Linked DNA regions of Mus musculus: regions 1 and 2 are each linked to region 3. Evidence: chromatin loops called from intact Hi-C (ENCODE). Cell type or tissue: left cerebral cortex. All regions are shown on one strand.

Region 1 (8,000 bases), 200 kb after region 3:
GGAACAGAAGGCTTGCTCTCTAAATTTTCAGCACACTGGGAAGACTAAATTCAGTATTTCAGATTAAGATTTTAAATTACTCAAGGAGACTAGAATCCTTCAGCAAAATAAATGGAACAGAATTTAAAATAGAAACAGGAGAATTGTGAATTTAAATATAAAAGATGAATTGTAGGTGTGAGACATTAGATGCTATGTGGGAAAGCATGTGGGGGATTCAGTTCAGTTATTCAGGATCCAGCAAAGACACGGTGGATGAATGACCCTTCCATTTTAGTTACATTCCCAAGCATTGCTGTGCATGGGGCTGAGCCTTTCCTTGGCAATCTTACACGCTGCCTGCAGAAGACAAATTACAGACTACGTGTGGTAAATCCTTAAGCCTCGCTTAATACTTACAATATAGAAGAAATTAATGAAAAGGATCTCTTTAGGGATATTCTTTTTGGGGGCCTTTAAATAAGAAACAGAATGAAATAAAGAATTGCATGTTGTATATTGTTGTCTTTGAACACTCTCTCTTAAATTCTACTTCTTTCAGCCATAGTTTTAACAGTCTTAGTCAATTTATGTTAGCATTTTCTGGCATCTAATTTGCCAATGTTTTATATCATTGGAGAAAGTAGTCTTAATGTTTTATATTTCATTAATAGGTTGCTACAGATATTCGACATAAATGCTTTCTTGCAATCTTTTATGTTGATTTCTTTTGTTTTTATTAACTTGAAAATTTTATATGTGAGTCTTTTGGGCTGGCGTGACTTCCGTTCCCTCCTACCCTCTTTAATTCCTCTTGTGACTCCCTAACCAGCCGCCTTGAATCCCTAACCTCCTTTACACACACATGCATGCAAGTACACGCCCACAAACACACACATGCATGCAAGTACACGCCCACAAACACACGCATGCATGAGTTTGGATTCCATTGCTGTGCAAGCATTTAGATAACAAAATGAAATCTGGGAAGGGAAGGGTGTATTTCAGATTGTAGGTTTCAGTCCATCACAAGAAGATAAAAACCTGAAGCAGAAATCGTAGAGGGAAGCTGCTTTATTGTTACTCCCTGGCTCATATACCTTTATTTTATAGTCCAGGTCTTCTTGCCTAGGAATGGTACCACCCACAGCAGGCTGAAACCTCCTACATCAATTAGCAACCAAGAATATGCCCTACTGACTGGCTCACAGGCTGATCTGATAGGGGCAATTCCTTTTGTCTTCTCAGGTTAGTCAAATTGATAACTAAGACTAACCGTTGTGAGTGCGTGTTTGCGAGTACTCATATCTAATAAGTCTAATAATATTCTTATTTGCATATATTTATGGATGACAATTTAGGATTAGGATCTCATCTCTAAAATCAAAACAAAAGATAAACAAACAAAAAACCAAACAACAACAACAAAGCAAAGCAAAAGAAACACAATACAACCAAACCTGGGTTCCCCTTCATCACAGTCATTCATTATCTATAGCTCTTCACCTAGAGTAGGGCCTCATGAAGACCTCCCTCCCATGCTCCTGTGGGCTTCACAGGTTTTGTGTAAGGAACTTATTTTGGGAGTTCATGGATGCAGGATTCCTCGCTGTCCAGAAGGGGCTGTACTGGTCCTCAGACTCTTAAACCTTGGTACTTCCTCTTCCATGATGCTCCCTGAGTCACAGGTACAGGTACAATATTATAGATATCCCATTTGGGGCTGGGCATCCCACTGCCACTTGTTTGCATTTTGACCAGTTGTGGATCTCTCTAGTCTCCATCTTCTTCAAAAAAGGTTTATTTGGTAAGATGTGGTGCTGCACTTTATCTTTTGGTTATAAGGATAAATACAGAACAGTCAGAAACTATATTACTTTGGCAATGTGGTGGTCATAGCTTCTCCTGTATGGCCCATTTACTTTCTAGCTGTGGATTCTTGGCTAGGTTTATAGGACCTTGTGTGAATTCTGTTCTACTGTTAAGACTTTATGCCCAATTAGGCAGTTGTTCTTTACTACACAAGAAGCAAGTGCCACTGTTAAAACACTAAGGACATCTTGCAGGTTCCATCCTTGATTTGGTTTTCAGTCATTGAGGTTGGGTAGGACTGGATATTGACAACTTTCCCTACCTTGGCACCTTGCATAGCTTCTTTCCACATTATAAAAATTAGCTTTCAGGGAGTGGGCTTCAGGTTAAGTGCCTTTGGGTCTTTGTTGTTTTGGCAAGCAGTCAAGAACAATGAGAGAATCCTATTGTTTCATTAATGAACTCAATGAACTGTTTGATTGGAACTCTTAGTTCGAGAAGTCTGGACCTCTAAGGAAGAGTTAGGGGAAGGATTGATGGGGCTGAAGGGGATGGCAACCCCATAGGAAGACCAAGACTATCAACTAACCCAGACCCCTCAGAGCTCCTAGAGACTAATCCACCAACCACAGAGCATATATGAGCTGGTAGGCTGCTCCGTGGCCCTAGGCACCTATATAGCAGAGGACTGCCTGACCTCAGTAGAAGATGATGCACCTAATCCTGTAGAGACTTGATGCTCCAGGAAAGGGGTGTGTGTGGGGGTAAGGTGGGAGGGATGAGGGTAGGTGGATGGGAGGGGTGGAGTACCCTCTCAGAGGCAAAGGAACGTAGGGAGGGTGTGAAGAACTCTGGGAGCAGGGAACAGATGGGACAGGGGGCAACATTTGGAATGTAAATAAATAAAATAATCTAATAAAAAAAAGAGTAAAGGAGATGATTCCAGTCTGGAATATTAATGACAGCCAGTTTATATTAGTTCTTTTAGCTAGAGAAGGAGCCAACTGTTATCAGTTTCATGATTTAAAATGTGTAGAATTGCAATCATGAGTGTGAGCATGAGGGCACATCGAGTTATGTACCTATTAGGCTACTCATACATCTCAGCCAGTAGGATCTTGCTTACTATGCACCTGGACTCAAGTCCTACTACTTCATAAAACTAGGTACACTGTGCACATCCTTTGTCTTACAACTTGGTAACTAAAGACAGGAGGATCAGGAGTTTGAGGTTATCCTTAACTACATAGCAAGTTGGAGGCCAGTTGGGACACACAAGACCAAATTTTATAAAAAGCCCATATGCCATGTTAGTAGACATGATTAAATTTATTCCTCCCAACATAGGAGGCCACCTTTGGTGAAGAACACTATAGAGTGGTAAATTCTGAGTATCACATGATCAGGGTGAGTTTCAGAAAGGCTAAAATCCAGTCTTTCTTAGATATTTCTAAATATCACTAAATGTTTGTGACTTAAATTCGACATGGTGATATTAAAATTGTTTCCATTTCCACACAGTGATCTAGTGGAATCAAGGGTGATTCCATTCACAGATCCTGTAATGTAGTCTACACTAGTGTCAAATGGTGTTGGGATGATTATGAAACGTGGAAAAGGATGAGTTCTTAGTATGAGAGACTTAACATTCTGGTCCTGTCATATTTTGTATTCCTATCTGTGGGAATGGGACTTTGTGTTCCCCTCCTGAATTGTACAGGGATGGCCCTTAGGGTTCAGTAAATTTGAACCATCTTAGAACAGCTCTTAAGAAGTCTTCACAAAGCAATCAAATTATTAAAAATTGATTTTCTGCACTGTAACACAGACATATAGCAGAAGTTGTATTGGAAATAAATTCTCATTGAATGATATCCTTTGTGGGTATTTTTAAATGGCATGCAGCAACTGTGTCCCCCGTCTGGCATTAATAGATAAGAAGGGTCACAATCCCCACCTCTTTGGAATCTAAAATGGGCTGTCAGAGAGGAATATGGAGTGAAAATTGACGAGCTGGGCTGGCTTGGGAGTCTGCAGGTCAGAGATTAAATCCACCTTCATCTGGGAGACAAGAGCAGCCGGTTGCTAAACACTGAACGTGGTTGGTTTGAAAACAGAGCCAAGGAGTTTTGGGTGGGGAAAGCCTGAGAAGAGAAGCTGTTATGAACTCCTGGCATGTATAGGACACTATCATCCAGAAAGCATATCTTTCCTTTCCTGCATCCTGCTTTCCCTTGCAAAAAAGGCACACACTTCCTTTCACCCTCCTACGTGAGCTGCGCATTGAAAAGCAAGCCTCATTCTTCTAGACGTTCCACCGCATGTTCATTTTAAATTTAAACTTTCCATTTGCTTGCTTCACTTTATCTTGCTCTAGATAGAAATCTCTGAGCTGGTTGTAAATAAATCGCAAATCAGAAGCAATGATAATTTCACTTAGGTAAGTTTCCCACCTGTTATCTTCGGATATTTATACTTATTTTGCATTGGAAAAAATGATGCTATAAAAATTATTGATGCTGAGATATTTGGAATTAGATATTTAATGGATTGTTTATCAAGGGTATTTGTGTTTCCTTTTGAAAGGACAAATAGTTTTCAGTTTTACTTTGCTCACTGCATATTTGAAAATGCAGGAATTGCAGCTCCTTGAGGTTTGAGGGGACATCTCCTCGTCTGTGAGTCTCTGAGACGTTTTGTAGAGCCATCATTTCTTTTACTTTGTTGCTTTAGTTGGAAACTCATACAGAAAATAATCCTAAAACATGTCATGATGGAAGACATCTAGGACTTCTCAAGTTCTGTACTATCATCTTTAAGATTTGATCTTAACTAGTTGTGTCTGTACATATGTGCATGTGTGTGTGTGTGTGTGTGTGTGTGTGTGTGTTCGTGCGCGTGCGCACATGTGTGCACTGATATGCAGAGATTCCAGAAGAAGGTGTCTGATCTGGAGTTACAGGTGGTGGTAAGCTGCCTGATGTGGGTGCTGGGAACTGAATTCAACCCTCTGGATGTGCACCCTGTGCTCTTCTTCTCTCCAGTGAGATAACCATCATTGTAAAATGTTGGTTAAATTCTTGTCTTTCATTGTAATAAAAGCAAAATTATTAGGTTTAAAATTAATGGACAATCCAATTAAAGGGGCATGCTGGTTGATTCATCCCTCAAGAGGTCTGAACTTTCCAGGTACTTGTATCATCTGAGCATACCCAGGAAAGTGTTAATATTGGTTTAGAAATACAAAGAATATTAAAAAAAAACATAATTTAAGTCACATGGTCTTGCTCTCTGCAAAAAAATTCAAAGGCAGCTGACAATTCATATGCAGCACCTATTAAGGAAACACTAGAGAAAGGAAATGTATTTAGGGAGATGAAATTAAAATTTCTAAACAACAGCCAGAATGTAAGAGGAATTTTCTATGACATATAATTTAGTCCTATTACTCCTTAAAGTCACATCTAAGTAGTAAAGGGCATCAACAACAACAGTAAAGTTTCTGTTTGTGTCCCTGGATATTATAGAAGCAGCAAGAACCTCTGAGGTACCTCATTACTGTAGGTTTTAGGGACATCCTTCTAATGGACATATTCACCTAAAATGTAGGAATTATTCAAGTTCTAATTAAGTGTTTTTGGCAATTCAAAAACCACTTAATTTGAAAAAAAAAAAAAAGCTCCAAAGAGTTAATATCATCATAACACAACCTTTTGATTTTAATGTACACAACTCTAATCATTTCATTGAAATTAATGATAACAGTCATCAGAGTTGAGTAAATGAAATATTGCTTTGTTGAGATAACACAAGTCTAACACTTTCATTCCATTTGGAAAAGTAACCAACCCTTGATATTTGGAATGGATATTTAAATAGTGTCAGACCCTGACACTTCACTCAGTGACAACTGTGAGGGTTGATCCTTTTGTAACTCTAAGAGAGAGTAGGTCTAGGTGATATGATATCTGATACACAGTTGCAAGATCTGTTCATGAATGCTTCTTTTTATGATGTTACAGAAAAAGTAGAGCCATAAAGATGTCTTGTAGTTTGGATGGAAAGTGTCCCCCACAGACTCGTGTGCCCGTACACCAGTCCTCAGCTGGCCATTATTTTTAAGGATTTTTAAGGCTGTATAACCTATTGGACATGAATAGTTGGTGTTTTAGGACTATGGGGTTGGGGTAGAGGCTTATAGCTGGCCTTGGTTCCAGCCCAAGCTCTTCACTTCCTGGTCCAGCCAGATGCTAGCAAGCCATGTGAAAAGCAACTCTATTCTTCCCCTATTGTCAGACAACAAGTTGAGATAAATCCTTCCTTTCTTATTGGCTATTTATTTGGTTATTATTTATTTGGTCACTACAATGAAAAAAAAAACAAATATAAGACATTTAATATTTACCGTGTATTAATAATCTCTCATACATGTGCAATAGCATGTGGTAAATATCTCTCTCAGGTATTTGATGTATGCATATGCATATATACATATACCCCCCTGATTTCATGAGAGCAAATTAGAAGCATGTAAGGTCACAGTGACCATGTCCAAGCTGACCACAATGATGTTTCAGAATTGTTTTCTTAACTACCTCATTCAACCACCTTCACATCAAACAGAGTAAGTTCAACATATACATATGTATAATGAAAAATGGAGCATGTTTTGATGATGTTAATATAGTAACTCATCCAGTATGGTTTTTGTACTTTATGGTAAGTGGGACACTGGTTGTTTACCTACAACAAACAATAATATTGTTCTCAATATCATTTACTTGACTGGAATTTCTGTAATGTTCTCTAAATTTATAATTTATTGACTCAACTGAAACACCTTTGAGAGAAAGCAAAATTAAGGATGACAAGGAGAAATTGGGACTATTACCCCAGAAAATGAATCAGTGTGTCCAAATAGAAAAATCTCACAGCAGATTCTCTGTTTCAAAACATTGAGTTTCTGAGGTCTTAACTGCATAAAACCAAGGGACCATATTTCTTTAGAGCTGTAGATGACTTTTTACTATACCATTACATAGGAGTGGTCAGATTACTTGCTCATGAGCATCCTGTTGACCAGGACTTAGAATGTGATGGTGATTGGCTGGCATATCTCTTAATCTGCACTCATCTAGCTGGGGTTTGTTTATACATCGAGGCTCAGAGTGCTCAACAGAGGGTATGTTCTCATGCCTTAGTCAGCTGGCATCATATCTGGAACCATTCACTTATCAGAGCTCAGTGCAGAGTGAAAGCCAGAGTTATTGTGGAACAGTTAGTCAGGTGGCTGATGAGAAATCTGTCCTTTACTAGTCCTCATCTGGACTGTCCTCAGTATTTCAGTACGTGAATAAATTCAAACCGTGGAGATCACTTCGCTCTAGGAAGGCCATCTGGATAATTTTACATTGCCTTAAACTGAAAACTCTATCTGGTATCCTAGGTCCACTTACTTATCAAGGCAACAGGAATTGTGTCTCTTCCATGTACCAGTTTTATTTTGGATTATTTTTATTTTATTCTGATAGTTGAGGCTGAATTAATTTTATATTATCATTAAATGCATTAAGTATTATGAATAAAGGTTTTTATATTTGTTTGATATGGTTCTTTGAGCACACAAAAAGTGTTCAAAATACTATAAAGAAAGAATTTAATGCTAAAATAAAATTATTGAGCTTCATATCTCTCTTGTGTAATTTTGTCGCCCTACAATGATTTTAAATGATTTTCCCTTTAAATTCCTAGGGTTATGGAAGACATAAAAGATAAATATGAATTTATTCCTTATAGCATATAGCTATAAAGTAACTTCATTTCAGCTGTGCTTTTGATATGCAAGTTAAGTTTGCCTCTTTCTGGAACGAAAGTGATATGAAAGTGTGGTTTCTCTTGACATTTGTGGTCTCCATGTTGATCTTTACATTTTACATACACATAGTCTTAATTTATAAGCAAAGACTGATACGTGTCACAAAAAGCACCGTTTCATAGTTCTTGGTCATCACTAATGATGAATCTGGAGAAAACAGATACATATCAAACAGTGGATATGGGCAAATTATGTTCAGTGCCACCTAAGTGTTATGTGTAATTTTAGTAACCCACTAAGTCCTTTGCAAGAGCTCTGCCTGAGCTCCCTCAACCTCTTGGGGCCAGCTCTACTAAGCTGCCTCCTTCGTGTCCTTTCTCCTGCCCACGTTAGT
Region 2 (8,000 bases), 330 kb after region 3:
TTGAAATCTTCCCACTTAGTGACATTCTAGATTGAAAACACACCTAGAACACACACTAGCACATTGAGGTGTCTCAAATATACACTCAAGCCTTTCTTTTCCCCATATTTTAACCATTCATTTCTGGGAAAGATGTTATTATCACAGCTATCTGACAATATGAACACACACACACATGAACATAAACACACTTATAAAGATGAATGTATACTTCTTTAGAGACATCTGCCTTCACTCTATCATAAATAAATAAATAAGTTAGTAAATAAATAAATAAATACATAGTTTTCAAACCTAGGCCTTTTGGAGCCAATGATTAAAAAAAAAATACCAGTGTTTTTATTTATTTTATTCCAAGACTTCCTCCCAAATCTGCAAGTGAGCAGATGTGTTTGTGCAAATTTTACAGAGAATTTGTGTGGTTTTTACTTTACTGAGACTTGCAGACAGCCTCTGACTTAATGACAGACTTTGTATTTGAGCACCATTAACTTCACAACCCAGAAGGCCACATGACCTTTAATGATCAGTACTTTCTAGATTATAATTGTGTCCAATATGTCTCTCCGTGCTAAACTTAAGCGGTAAAAGAACAGTAATGACTGTGGTGACACATACCTGTAATGTCTGGGGAGTCAGAGAATAAAGGGTGAGAAATTCCAGACCATTCTTGGTTACATAGTGAGTTGGTGGCCAGTGTGTGATACTTAATGCCTTATCACAAAATAAAAAAGAAAGAAAGGAAGGAAAAAAAAGAAAAGAAAAGAAAAGAAGAAAAGAAAGGGAAAGAAAAGAAAAGAAAAGAAAAGAAAAGGAGAAGAGAATAAAGGAAGGCATAGCCTAGGAAATCATGCTCAAATCACTATTGACTTGTCCATGAAGTCATACTGCACTCAAGTAGTATGACTGATTTTCAACACGAAAAACAAATGCCCTTCTGTGTATTGGTATTTTAGTCAAAAGAGAAAAGACATCATAACGATGCTAAATTAGAACCCCTGAAAACACATATCCTTAGTGTTCCAAGTTTATGTGCATTGTTATGATAAACACAGCAATACCACCAGGCAGGTGCTAGTAGTATTCCAGTTTTGCAGAAGTGGAATGTGAGGTTAGTGGCTTCGGCACCAAATGACATGGGTGGGCTTATTTCCTTGAGAGCTATAGTGGGGGATGTGGAAAAAAACTGATCAATAGAAGTTCGGCTCTTATGAATGTGTCTTAATTTCTTGTTGCTGTGACAAAATACTGTCGCAGAAGTAGCATAAGCGAGAAGAGGTTTACTTTTGCTTACAGTCCCTGAATACAGTCCACAGAGGTAGAAAGTCACAAAGGCAGCAGTTTGGGGGAACTAGGCCTAGTGCATCTCCAGTTAGGAAGCAAAGAGGGGAAGGCATGCAGAACTTGCTTAGTTATTTCCAGAATCCCCAGCTAGGGAGTAGTGACTTCTACCACCCCTAGCCAAGACAAGTTCTCAGACAAGCACTAGCTTTTCATCCAGAGAACCTCCGTTTAGAAAGTTCACAACTACTTGTAATTCCAGCTCCAGGATATCCAATGCTTTCTTCTGATGTCCCCAGGGACCCTCCCACACCCCATTCTTTCACACACACACCCCTCCAACACACACAGGGGAAGGAGGAGGAGGGAGAGAGAGATAGACAGATAAAGTCACAGTAAAAATAAAAGAAAAAAACTAACAAGTATAGTCCTTGACCAGGGTGCCCAGAAGCCTGTCTCTAAAATGATTATAGCTCCAACTAGACAGCCTTATCCATCACAGGTTCATGGCACACACAGACGGTGACAAATGTTGCCTGTCTGGCACGTCTGTTTTGTTAACCTTCTTGAGCTTTTCTTTTAAGTAACTCATGAAAATGAGATTATAATGTTCAGTGTATAGATTTCGTTCTCACAAAGAATAATGTAAAGCTACAATAGGACTTATCTAAAAGTAATGTCATCTTATTGATATAGAATATTGGAAATAAGCAATGTTCAATTACTACGTTTAGAGCTTAGCAGGACAGCTGCAAAGGGTGGCCACGGGATGAGGAGACAGCAGATTACACAGAAGCTTATGGAAGTTACAAGTGGCATCTTTACTGAATTGTCTTTGCTTCTTGTTTAAAAGCTTAATGTTGTAATTACTATGATAGCCTCTCTCATGATGCTACCTTTGTTTGTTTCTTTTAAAATGGCTTCTTCCTCATTAGTTTTAGCCAGGCTGGCCTTGAACTCAGAGGTCCTCTTGCCTCTGCCTCTTGAATGCTAGGACTGAACTGATTCAATTAAATTAAAGGTATGTACCATATGCCCTACATATTATAATATTTTAAGTGTGCTATCTCCTGGAAGTTAAAGATTCGATGAAATAGTGTTGCTGATATGAGAACACTTACTTGTTTTCAACTTTCTGGAAAGCTGCATAGAAATTTTGAAGGTTTCAAGTTGAATTAGCAAGACTAGAGAAGGAAGAGCAGTAGCCAAGTGTCCCAGGCTTGATTCAGAGTGAAGCCTTATTGTCCTAGGCATACCTATAGGTTACTTCCTTGAAAGGAAAACAACCAAAACCAAAACAAAACCAAATAAACAAAAAAGATGTACTAAGTCGCAAAACTATGGAAAAGTGCCTTCAGGATCCTTCCAAGTGGGGAAAATATGTCATGATCAAGGTTGTTCTGAAAACCAGCATGACTGTGACAGAATCTCACAGTTCCTATTGGTTAGTATTAATTAACAAATAGCAACAATTACCTTAAATCTGTTAGGACAATCGCCTTCATTGGGTTGCTATTTGGGGTAACCCATTCCTCTGAATTTTAGAGACTTAGACTAAGACGAATGAGACGAACCCCAAGATAGAAAAGAGAGCTGTAGCTTGTGTGTCTCTGGTTTCTCAGAGCAACTCCTCATTCTCCTTTTGGTTAAGATTGTTACAGGTGGTCATCAATTATTTCAGTGGGTCTCAGCTTCTCTCTTCTCTTTCAAAGAGATCACAGAGGCTAGTAGGTTGTGACTGGGTGCAAGAGTGCACTGCTAGGCATCACACCCTTCACAAGTCACAAAAGCCAATAATGATTACTGTGGTGGATTTTTAAACGTTGACTCTCCAGCAGTTAAGAATGTGGGCACAGCTGGAGAGGAGAGACTAATAGTACTAGACATTTATAATGCTCCTACCAGTTCAGGGACCAGCCTGCTCCTACTTAAAGGGAATTTGAGGGGAGTTTGCTGGTCTGGGTGAGATCCTGCGATACTCAGTGGTATGCTGTTTCCCCCAGGTCCAGTCTCCCCTCTCACCAATCCCAGGCCCCTGAAACACAGCACCAAGGCACCAAGGACCAAGAAACTCAGCTTGCAGGAGGCTTCTTGCAGGTGGCCCGCCACCGCCACCGCCACCGCCACCTCCACCTTGCCAACCCGCATTTAGTTGCCGCTCCAAGAGGCTTAGAAGACGTCACGAGTGACGCCCAGGGCCCTTCACCCTTCCTGCAACCTCGGACGTTGCTGGCGCCGTGGGCGCTGCGGGGTGTTCGGGCTACCGCGGGTTGGAGGGACCAGAGAAGGCGGAACTTAGTAAAGGGAGGGGGCCGCCACCAGCACCTAGGCGGCTGCTGTGGAGGCTCCCCCCCCCCCCCCCGACCTGGGGGAAGTGATGCTGTGCTACAAGGCTGTCAGGAGTAGTGAGCCGGAGCTGGTGAGCAGGACCGCCCGGCAGGAGGGTAGATCTAGTTGTGTTGAGACTCCAGCTCCCAGCGTATGGCCAAGAGAGGGAGAGAGCGCGCGCAGCAGAGGCTGATGTGTGTGTGCGCGCGTGAGTGTGCGTGTGTGTGTGTGTGTGTGTGCCTGTCTACAGGTAGCAGCGGCAGCGGCGGGGACGCGAGCAGGGGACCCATCTGGAGCTACCGCTCCGCCTAGGATTTTCTGTGGCGATTGCTCATTTGGCTGACGGATCCGTGGTTCCCAGAAAAACCTCATCTTCTCCGTTTCTACTCTCCTTTAGGCGTCTCCAGTTTCAAGTGTGTGTTTAGGGATAATTTCATATTTTTCTTTTTCTTCCTCTTCCTCCAAAGCTTCTCAGGAATTCTGGCACGAAATCCTTGGATACATTTGCTCTGCCAAGTTTTGCTGCTCCAGCCCCCTCCCTCCTCCAGAGGCTTCTGGGGTGCTCTTCTTTTGGATTTACATGCAAAGAACCTATATATGTTTATATATCGGTCGGGTAGCTTATGATACATTTACGTGCGTCTCAAAGCTTGGTTTTCATCTTCTTCTCCTCAACACAGCGAAATGTTCCAGAGCTGATGAGCACAGAGACCATTATTCACATTCTTTTGATCCTGGTTTGGAACAAGGGGAGGGAGAGTGAAGAACTGTTTAACGTTCTGCCATCCTTAGGCTGAACGCTAGGCACCAAGAAGTATTTCTGGTTGCAGAGCAGGTACAACGGGGGCTTAGAGAGAAGGTAAGGGGGCCTCTTGAGTCTACTAGGCATGGCATTTACCTCAGTCCTAGGGACTGCTGATAACTTCCTGCTGGCTTCTACCTGCCCTCACCTTTTCCACCAACCCTACCCCATCCCTGTTCTCTACCTTGCTCCACCCTTTTCCAAAATCCCCGGGGCCCAGGAGGAGGGATCGGGTGCTGGGGAGGGTGACTGTGTTAAAGATGTGATAGTCCATTACAGTTTAAATGTGTCTTGTATTCCCCCACTTGATTGAGTTTCCCAGTACCTGCCTCTGTCTTTTAGCGGTTTAAAATACATTTTGTCCTTTATACAACAACAGTAACAAAAACAACAACAACAACAACTACAACAAAATGCTATGTCGATCAGATCAATGTTTTAAACACATCTTGGTGTTAAGTCTCCACTACTATCTTCTGATGAAAATAAAAACAATAAAAATTAATGAACTTTAATGAGCTGGGTGGTTTCTTCAATACTAGGTTTCATAGAATCTCCAAAATGCAGATAAACAGCAAGGAGGACAGTGGGCTTCAGCTCCTGTAAATTCCAGTTGTGTCACAGGGAGGGCAAATCCCCAGAGTTGAGAGAGAGGGAGCTAAGTCTAGCATAAGAAGACCTACGCGGCCAGCGAGTTTTTTAAAACCCACCTTTTACACTGCATCCAGTCCTCGATTAACTCCTGCTCTGGGGATGCGTTAACCGAACAGACCTTTTGATGGAGAAGTGGGCTCTTCTCTCTGTTCCTGGTCTTCAGCCAGCCTCCTTCCTCCCCCTCTGCCTGTCTGGCCCTGGCACTTTGCAAATCGCCGGTTTTGCGCACCCTCGCGGTGGGCGTTCTCCACGTTGCATCCTGCCCCCTCGGTCCTTCTTCCAGCGGGGTGGCCGAGTACATGCATCTTTCTCGGGGGGCTCGCTCGCACACGCCCTCTCCCGCAGCCCGCGACTCCCCACCTGCCCCGGCTCGCCTTAGCCTCTCTTCTCCTTCGGGTGCATCCCTGACCCTGGCATCCCTTCATCCCGGCCTGCTAGGGTTCGGAGCGTCGGGACGCGGCTGTGGCGGCGGTGCGGAGCTGGTGTGGGAAGCCAAGGCAGGAAAGGCGAACCCGAGTGGGTGGTGAGAGGCCAACCGAGTCCGTGGGAGCCAGGGAAGCCGAGAGGAGTGAGACACTGAGTGTGCGCTGCGCGCTGCCCTGGTCGGGGCGGACTCGTGCGGAGGCTCCTAGTCTTCCGAGCGGCGCCCCAGCCTCTGCAGTGAGCCTGCTTGGGTGCGCCTTGGGACCCAGGCACCCAGATCCCGGAGGTCGGCGGAGAGGTACCCGAGAAAGGCAGTGATTCTGAGAGTCCGCGGAGGGGAGACGCGGAGGCTGAGCGGATGGAGGAACAATGCCGCCTCCAGAAGCAAAGCCTTTCTTGAGCCTTGGCTGGAGTGTGGAGTCGGCTCTCTGCTCTGCTCTCTCCAGGCCTTGAGGCTACTTCTGGGCTTGGTTCCGCCTCTTAGTTTGACAGGAATTAGAAAGTTGCTCTTCTTCTCTACAAGGTTTCCTTTGAAGTGGCTTTCCGATCTGCGTGCTGGTTCAAGTCAAGATGTCACTTTCTGGATCCCCCGCGAGGAGCGACTAATAGATTATGCATTGTTGGGCAATAAACTCTCCTGGGAAGAGAGGGTAGTCCACCCCAAGGTTTAAACGGTTCGCCACTGACTCCTGCCAGCCTCAGCACAATGCCTTGTGAGTAGACATAATATTAAAGCAACCTGCAGTAAATTTTAAATTATTTAGGATGAGGTTTTTGAACGAGGAATAATTTATTCCGGAGGAAGCAGTTAGGCTGTTATTGGAATGAGGGAAATATGTCCCATATTTGATTCATTTGTGATTATTCTAATGAGCTCTGGCCTGTACCACTGTTTTCTCTTTCTCTCTCTCTCTCTCTCTCTCTCTCTCTCTCTCTCTCTCTCTCTCTCTCTCTCTCTCTCTCTCTCTCTCTCTCTCTCTCTCTCTTTTTCCTTCCATTTCTAGGGCCTTAGTGGTAGACATAGGGCTGGGGAAATGTGAATTTAGATAGTTAACCCTCTCTCTTTCACTGTGTGTTTTAATAGAGTGTTGACATCCCAATTTCCCTCTTTTTATACTAAAACTACTGTAGCCTATTTTGCTTAAGTAACTGGAAGTTTCATGCTATATTTGACATTACAGTGTCTTGATACATTTCTCAAAATTAATTATACTTGGACTATTAATATGATCATAATTTTTTAAATGGCATTTAGAGGAGGTGTGTATGTATGTATGTGTGTGTGTGTGCTTGAGTACAAAATCTATAAAATTTCTGAGCGTAGTCAGCTATTACAACCTAAAGAGAGTGCCAGTTTTCTTTGGAAATGAGTTGAGCAGCGAAGACCATGTGTGTATTTAGAATATCTAATGCAAAATGCAAAACCCCATTAAGTTTACTGTGCCCTTGGCAGAGAATGGATCTCAGTCTCCTTGCACTGCCTAGTGATGGAGTGATTCACAGAGAATGTGGAAGTTAATCATTGCTCAGGCCTTCTGATGGCACGGAGTGATTAAAAGGAGTAACTGTTTTCTGTAAGCCTGCTCTTCTACATGTAGTCTTTACAATCCTTCTAGCTAAAGGAGGAACGGGGATATTTCAGAAGGAAGTAACACTAGAGATCCTAGGGTTTGAAGTAAGAAGAGCCTCTTTGGGGACTTCCCCCTCACCTCCACCCTCAGAATTGCTGTCTGTCAAATTTAATTTTTTTTCCTGTGGTTTTATTTTGTGAAAATTTCCATTTTTATTTAGTGATAACATATTGCCATATAAAAATGCTTGGATTGTTTGCAATTGGAACAGGGCTACACAGGAAGGTAGGCCCAGGATCTTCTCTGCTTGTTTCTGGTGGGGGAAGGGTTGCCTAGAAGTCTAGTTGACTCTGGGCAGGGTCAGTCAGATGACTCCCCTGAAAGACACAGTGCCATCTCTTCCAACCCTAGTTTCTCAGATTTGACTTCACATTTAGCATTTTCAAGCAGTTATTCTGGGATAAGTCCTGCTCTTATGTCAACTTGCCTTAACTTATTACTTTAGCTTTTCAAAAATAAAATTAAACCTTAGGATTATTAAGTAGCTAAAACTATAGAACACAGGTACAAATTTTAAGATTTGCTATTTAAATTTTTATCTTTGATGTTATTGACATTTTATGGGTCGATGGTTTTTAATCTATCTATCTATCTATCTATCTATCTATCTATCTATCTCATGTAATTGGTATACCTTTCTCTGAGTTTCCAAGTGTTAAATCAATTTTTAACATTTTTAGAAAAGCTTAGTCATGGATGTCTCTAGAAGATCCTGCCCCTACTGAAGAGTTACTTCATAAATTACCTATGTGAAGGTAGTTTTTATAAAGCAAAGCACAGCTGGAATTAACAGTAAGACCAGAAATTTCAGCAGATTGACAATAGAATCTAATGTATTTTGCCATGGTCTGTCTTCCTTATGTGACATTTGATGACCATTT
Region 3 (8,000 bases):
ACAACATTGAGCTTCAGGTACAATGACAGTGTACCTACAAAGAAAATAAGGTGGAGAGTGATGAAGAAAGACTGCCTGTGTCTGCCTCTGGACACACACACACACACACACACACACACACACACACACAGAGAGAGAGAGAGAGAGAGAGAGAGAGATATCAGATTCTAGTAAGAACTATCTTGTTATAAGTTATCAAAAGCTAAATGCTAGAGTTGTGATTCCCTGACAGGATTATATTGACAGAAGTAATTTGTGAAAGATTACAATCTTGGCCAGTGTATGCCCTGCTCCGTCCCAAGGAGATGTGCAAAACAGTGAATCCCAGGCCCAGTGCCACCACTGTCAAGGCACTGTCCTGGAGTATTCTACCTAAGGCAGTGAGAAGAAGAGAGTGCCAGCCATCACTGTGTTCTTGTTTGTTCTTGTACCATGAAGGATCTGGGCTTCGGCTGGGGTCTCTGGAGGTGGATTCTCAGACAAGCATCTATCCCACAGAAGTTCTTTCAGTAGCTCAGATACAGCTTTTGAAATTTTCCCGTTGCTCAGAATAGCTGCTGGTAAGATTCCTTTTCACAATAGACTATATATAAATATGAATAATAAATGTTGGTAGGTGAACGGTTCCAAGAGTTTCTCCCGGTATCTTATCTCAGCTATTTACATCATGTACCAGAGGCTACAGAACATCAGCTTCTCTGTCGTGGGTTGATGTAACTCTGCAGCATCTATAGCAACACTACCTTCTTATCAGGGTTGACTTCTCATCTTCAGTGTGTAAATTTGTGTCCATCTTCGTAACTGATTCTCCTGAAGGGTGATTGTCTTTCCTTTCTTTATTGCCTTCCCATTCCTCCCTGCCCTAGCCTCTCCCAACCTATCTATCCCTGAAGATGTGCCTTTCCCTCAGTGCAAGAAGAAAAGTTTTGTGTGTGTGTGTGTGTGTGTGTGGGTGTGTGCGTGCGCGCGCGTGCGCATGTGTGTGACAGAAACTCTAGAGTGCTCTATAGCAACTCTTAAGCCTTTCTAGAGAAATTACCATTTTGAATCCTCCAACAGATTTGTATAAACAGTAATAATGCAGTGGGAGAAAGCAGAGAGGGTGCTCATAGGACATTAAGAGATGCTGAACAGATGAACAAACTTTTAATATTCAGGCATCTGAAGGAACAGTTATCCCAAAGTTGTCCAAGAAACAACAGATTTAAGTCCCTATGCCTCAACACAGAACACTGCCCTGAATATCAATAGGTGTCCTTAAATCGACAGTCTGAAAGAAGAGCAGGCCCTAACCAACCTCTGTTTCACAGAGGTAGCAGCTGGTCACGTGACATTAATTTCAGAGGTAGAATATGCTCCTTATGAAAGCTGTGCTGCTCAACAAAAGAGCTATGGAGGTGCTCAGCATTTCCAGCAGTCACAAACCTGCAGGGGAGGGTTGTGCATCATGGCCATTCCCCGACCAGCCTTGCACTCTGCCCTTACTTCCCACCCCATGAACTCAAGAGAAGCAGCTCTGTTAATGCCAAATGATGCTCATTCTCAGTCCATCTGCTGACATTTTCCCATCTTGTTCCCACCTCATTTACTTGTCCTAAACCAAACTGCAGTTCCTAGACAGGAACTGCCCATCTCTGTCTTCTCCAAACAGACCAGTTACATGTGCATGATTGATTTCTTCCAAGACTGTCTAAAAGCAGACTCATCCCCTACTGATCCAGACATGAGCTCAGGGTTCTGCATAAAGCTGTTCAAAAAATGTAGGTCAAAACATATGCTGTAAAACAAAGACTAAGTTACATGCAGTTAGAGAAAATAAAGCTGGAATCTAAAAACAGATTCTTTTATATTTTGAGATTATAATATAATTGCTATATTTCCCTCTGCCTCTCCTTCCTCCCTTTTATACATCCTTCCTTGCTCTCTTTCAAATTCATGGTTACTTTGAGCACTGCAAAAGAGTAGGTGGAAAGAGTTTTAAGAGCTGGAGGACCAGAGGGTTTGCTGTGAGGCTGTGTCTCTTAGCAATGTCAGAGGCTACACCCATAGTATTCCACCAACACTGCCCATGCATGAGCTGGGCTAGCACAACAATAGACACCCTGATGTGGATGAGGGAGTGTGGAAGCTCAGGAGGCCTCGAACTAGACAAAGAACTACTGCAACAATGGAATACTGAGTGCAGGAGAAAGTCTCTCCCATGAAATTTTTGTTAAGAGCTGGGGAACAAATCAAGTGGACTCAATGCAATCAGTTCTACCAGAGAGTGACACTGTCAGCATACCCTTGCACTTGGTTTCTTAGTTCTTTCTTGATTTTTGAAAATATATTATATGGTTTTTTCTTTCTTTTTCCTTCCTCCATAGCCTTCCATATAGCCCTCCTTGATCCCTTTCAAATTCATCACCTCTTCCTTCATTACTTGTTGTTACATACATATATGTATATACATATATATTCCAAAATACATAAATACAACCTGTGCAGTCTAAATACTTGCATGCATGATTTTAGGGCTGATCATTTGGTATTGGATAACCAATTGGTGTGCTCTTCCCTGGGGAAGACTATTTCTTTACTTTCAGCATTCCTTAGTTGCCTGTAGCTCTCTGTGTTGGGATGGAGGCTTGTGGCCTTCCCCTTGTTCACTTTGGCATCTTATTGTTGTGCTTGTTCAGCAAATGTTGGTGAGACTTTATGGGTGTAGCTTTTGACATTGTTAGGAGACACAATCTCACAGCAAACTCCCGATATTAGAGCTGATCAGATCACCTGTACCCTTCTATCCCCCTCTCTACTACTCTGCAATGTCCCTGTCTTGGCACTGGTCCCATTTCTCTTTCCTGGCTCCTGCAGTTCATTCAGGGCATATACTCACACCTGAGGATTTAAAGCTAAGAGCCTCAGATAACATGCAGCATTTCTCTTTTTGGCTCTACATTACCTTGTTCCATCTATTTATCTACCAATTTCACGATTTCTCCCTCCCTCGCTTCCTCCCTGCCTTCCTTTTTCTTTCTTGTCAAGACAGATTTACTAAGTTTCCAAGGCTCATCTTAAATTCACTTTGTAGGTCAAATAGGGTTTGAATGTGCCACACTCCTGCCTCAGCCTCCTGAGTATCTGGTATCAGGATCAGCTAGAAGAGGGTTTCTTTTCTTTTTTGACAGTAAAGCAAAAACTCTTCAGAAAAGAGTTGATTCTGTGAAGTTCTGATGGATTTTTGTTTTGCTTTGTTTTAATCTCATCCCGGGTGAAGTACATTTTCTTCTCAGTTGTTCAAATGAGTCATGTAAGAACTAGATTTAAACTATCAACCTCTTCAACTTTTTTTTTAGTAGTCAGGTTGATTAACATGGAGTTAGTCAGTGTTCCCAAGGCTACATTTTAATCTTTACTTCAATACAAAATCTTTTAAGAGAAAACTCTTTGTCGACCATCATGTCAAACGGATTTGTAGGTGGCATTCTGTAAAATGCTTCTTCTTTAATTTACAAGGCAGCACAGTAGTAGAACCGATTTTCTCATATCCACATGGTGGCACAGATAAAGAAGATCTCTAGCAAATGATGATCAGAAACCTTTGAGTCATCTCTGGGGGCTTATAATAAACACAGCTGCAGGAAATGAAGAGGGATCAGTACCCAATCATTTCTATCGGCTAACCGTTTTCCATTTTCAACAGTTATTTTATTTTATTTTTACTTTAAGCATACTGACAAGTATTCTGTTGTACATCTGGGTTTCTATTACCTCTTAGATGCAATTGGTAGTTTACATGGTTATTAGTAAAACAAATGATTAGATTTTTTTTTTCTGAAACAGGCAGCTCAAACCTGGGCAATTCAAAAGAAGAGAATCCTTAAAAATGTGCTCTCTGAAACACTCAACATCACAGTTGCTATGGTTTTCTTTCTTAAAAAAAAAAAAGATCTAATTTTAACTTGCTGTTAAATGTAACCAGAGAGACATTATGAGGAAAAACACCTTGCTTGTTAGTCTACCAGAACACGTTGTTATTTTTAAAAACATTCTACAAAATAGTCCTTCTGTCTAATAGTCAGATACTAAAGTCCTTAACCGTGACCAGGATGCTGGGCTAGGTGGACCAGGAGAGACGAAAGTTGACCAGATCTCAGCATGCGGGTATTTGCAGCTAGGAGAAGGCAGCAGTGGAGGATGGGAAGTGGAGAAGTACAGATAAACACCTCCCTTCAGAGGAGATACCCTCTGACCTCACTGAACTGCAAGGGGTTGAAATGAATCCCAATCTATTTCGTATGTGGATCCCTAGGTTCCCGCAGAGCCTAGAACACAGCAGGCCCTCGGTGCACACTTGTTTTCAGAGAGAGGGTGTGGCTGATTGCTAAGGCAGGAATATCAGGCTTGCTTCTCTAAGAACACAGGTGTTTGGAAATGAGTTCTGGAGAAGAGAAAGGCAATGTCCCCATTGCCGGAATTCTTTTTTATCCAAGTAATATTGTAAGGCATGGTGCACTACTACTCGATGGCAGTGGTGGATTTGGCTCATAGTACATATTTAAGAAATAAGTAAAGCATCCCACAGATGAAGATACGTAAAATACTAATAGCAGCACTGCTCCCAGTTGCTAAGGTTATATATATCACTACATAAAACCTTTCCCTCTCATGACATCTTTGTATAAATGTTATTAACACAACTGGGCTAAGAAAGAGAAACCATGATGTTGAAGAAGTATAAGGTAATCAAGGGAACTGGCCATATCTGAGACTTAAACTTAGGGCCGTCGATACCAGATTCCATAACTTTAGGATCATATGAAAATACTTCTCTCTATACTTGACCCTAGGTGCTGTGCTCAGATATTTACTTTCCTCACATTAAAAATGTTTTCTTCTATAAATTTCATAACCAGGTCCCTAACATTATTGCTGTCTTATTGGGTGTGACTCCCTTTACACTGGTGAGATAAGCACAATTTTATGTTTAACTCAAGTATAGGAACCAATTTTGTTAAGAAAGAATTAATAGATTTTTAAGGGTTTTAAAAGATTTTTAGTTGTAAATATTATGGACCCATTGTATTCCAGAAGTCATTAAATAAAGAAAAAATAATGTGGACATAAAAATTCCACATGAATAGATTGCAGAGACTTTGGGAATAATTCATCAAAGCAACTGTGCTTCTCTGAACCGGTCCATTGTGCACATTTATCTGAGAGGGCTACTCACTGTGGTGTTATGTAATGGAGAGAGTGTTCAAACTGGAGTTGCAGAAGAGTTTGAGCTCTAGGTTTACTATTCATTGATGGCATGTCCTAAGAGGAACTATGCAACTTGCTTTAACATTACTTTTAGAACTGTAAGCGTCATGGAAGCATCAGACGGGGATGTTTTACAGAACAACACTTATGACAGAAGAGGCTTAGCAATTCTACAAACAGCTCCTGGCGGGGGCCTGAGACTACCTCAGAGGATTCTGTCTCTTCCTCCTGTCAAGGACTATGTTCTCACCATCAGCAGGAGGCTGGCTAGTTTCATGTCAACTTGATACAAGATAAAGTCGTCTGTGATAAGGAAATCTCCACAGAGAAGATGCCTCCCTAAGATTAGGCTGCAGGCAGGAAAGCCCATAGGGCATTTTCTTAATTAGTGGTTTGATGTGGGAGGGCCCTGCTCATTGTAAGTGATGACACACCTGAGCTGGTGGCCCTGGGTTCTATTAAGAAAGCAGACTGAGCAAGCCTCAAAGATCAAGCCAGTAAGCAGCCTTCCTCCATGGCCTCTGCTTTAACTCCTGCCTTCTGGTTCCCTCCCTATTGAGTTCCTGCTTTGGCTTCCCTCAATGGACTGTGATTTGAGATAAGTAAGCCAAATCAACCCTTTGTTCCCCAAGTTGCTTTTGCTCAGGATGTCATTCTTTTGGCATCAGACTAGTTCTGCTGATGTCAATGCCAGTTAAGCAGACCTTATGGGAAGATTGACTAAAACCTTCTAGACTCCAGAGGGCTGCCTACTGCCATCATGTGTCAAGCACAGAAGTAGTTCTACATATGTGATGTCTCTTCCAACTCATATTCTCTTCACCATTTCCCCGCTTTGGGGCCCTCTGCTAGGACTTCTGTTACAGATCAGCAATCACTTTCATGTTTCAAACCCAGGGACCAGTAGGCTTGCTGTGACTGCAGCTCTAATAGCCGTCTTCACAATGGACAAGTCTTGTCTTTGGTGGAACAGTCTTTTCATCTACACAGGTGGCATGATCATTCAGTTCTCCTCTGCCGCACTTACCAGTGATTCATTCACAGCCTCTTGGGCTGCTGGCTCTTGCTCTCCAGCAGGGGTACTCCTTTCCCCAGTGAGTGTTAGGGCCTTAGGTGACCTTGTCCAGTGCAGATGCTACCACACACTCCTGTTTCCTAGTGTCATAATGCTCCTTGAATTGCCCAATTGTCCACTCAACTACTAATATGAAGTCTTCATTCAGTTTGTTTAATATGTATCTCAAAATTAACAATGCCCAGTCTAAAATCTTAATTTTTATTCTTCCTTCCAAGAATATGCCACGCAAATCCACTCAACTGTCCAGCAGAAAACTTAACAAGTTATCTTTGATCTTTCATTTATCCTTTCCTTTCCTTCAGTACCCATCCTAGCATTGGTCATTGGTCTTATTGCCTCTACCCTATCCACTATTGATGTTCTGAAAGCCCCATCATCTTCCATCTAAATTATTGCCACTGCTTCCTAACACAGAAGGCACAGTTGTTCTTTTGGATGACAACCACATCCTATTCTACTACCACATCCTATCTTACATTTACTGAAAACCCTTCCACAAATGCCCATAACACCTACAACAGAACACGACCCCCAGTATCCCTATCCCCTATGAAGACCTTCAGCCCCTCATTTCTGTTGGCTATACCCAACTTGGTTAAACAAGCTTATTTCAACCTCACACAGTTTGTAGTCTATGGCCTGAGGAACAGGGTTTTTCTGTATAGCCCTGACTGTCCTGGGACTCACTCTCTAGACCAGGCTCGCATTGAACCTACAGAGATACACCTGCCTCTGCCTCTGCCTCCCTGCCTCCCCGCCTCCCCACCTCCCCACCTCTCTGCCTCTCTGTCTCTGCCTCTTCCTCCTGAGGACTAGGTTTAAAGACTTGCGGGTCTTTTATCCCCAACTTTATTCAGAGCATAGCTTAAACACCTCTTTTCCAGAAAGACTTCTTTGATGACCTGTAGTAAACAGCTTCCAGTCATATATCCATTTTAATCTCAGGAGTTCTTATCCCAATACCATTTAGTAATTTATATCATTCCTGCCATACACTCCGAAGTTGTCTGAGATGAAAGATACACAGTGGTTGTTGGCTAGAGGACTATCTAATGGTCTCTGACTTTATTGCACAATTCAAGAGAGGTCTACTTTCTTTGCCTGTTGCTATCCAACTCAAACACAGCTAACTTAATACTTTACAGCTTAGCTGGAACGACCTAAGTGTAAGCTATCCATTTATAAAGTACCTTCACTTTGAATGCTTCTCCCGGCACGCAGACACTTTGATTCTTCCCTACACTTTCTTATACTTAATTTGGCTGTCTGTTTGTTACTCTAAATCAACAAAATTTGTGAAGTACCTGCCCCACCCAATCAGCTTTTATTTTAGTCTTTGCTGGAAAGTAAATAATTTCTTTGATTCTTGGTTCACATAAAGAACAGCTCGTGCACAGCTGAAACCCTCAGCATAATCAGTCCTGTTTGGAAAAGAATTAATATTACAATTTGCTGTCATTACTAAGAGTGTGGTTGTAAGAATACAGCGGTCCTTCTAGAAAGTTCTTACTCTAATGTGATTATAAAACCAGTATGTCTTTTGTGTGGCAGGAATGGGAGCCTTGTAGAAGTCACATCTCAGTATAATCCAGAGCCCATTTCCTACAATTTTTCCTGGAACAAACACAGTCAGCCTGCCAAGGTCAGGAGTATTGTGAGACGAAGTCTGAATCTG

The links. Peaks named below come from ENCODE experiments on the same cell type or tissue, not always from the same donor. Only the 100,000 strongest peaks of a DNase experiment are listed, where the experiment ranks them.
Region 1: it touches region 3 in a loop (2.1-fold over the local background); 3 of 42 quality-filtered maps call a loop at or near these places.
Region 2: a loop joins it to region 3, with 10 times the contacts of the local background. A loop is called at or near these places in 3 of 42 quality-filtered maps.

The regions. Positions count from the first base shown.
Region 1 is chr3:26,461,376-26,469,375 of GRCm38, reverse strand. No RefSeq gene overlaps it. Among named protein-coding and RNA genes, the nearest start is that of A830092H15Rik, 130 kb to the right of the region's middle. In left cerebral cortex, no CTCF peak of the experiment used is centred here; DNase peaks (open chromatin) are centred at 154 and 4,019.
Region 2 is chr3:26,329,205-26,337,204 of GRCm38, reverse strand. It overlaps A830092H15Rik (a long non-coding RNA gene), which reads right to left and starts at 5,252. Exons shown (of 2, transcript XR_389623.4): 1 at 5,122-5,252; 2 at 335-4,343. It also overlaps a transcript of Nlgn1 not described here. In left cerebral cortex, CTCF peaks have their summits at 4,422 and 5,318; DNase peaks (open chromatin) are centred at 5,270, 5,742, 7,047, 7,397 and 3 more places; H3K4me3 peaks cover 4,649 bases; H3K27ac peaks cover 3,216 bases.
Region 3 is chr3:26,657,746-26,665,745 of GRCm38, reverse strand. The region is part of intron 1 of Spata16 (spermatogenesis associated 16); the gene reads right to left. Among named protein-coding and RNA genes, the nearest start is that of Spata16, 24 kb to the right of the region's middle. In left cerebral cortex, no CTCF peak of the experiment used is centred here; DNase peaks (open chromatin) are centred at 1,716, 1,988, 3,309, 4,218 and 2 more places; H3K27ac peaks cover 2,680 bases.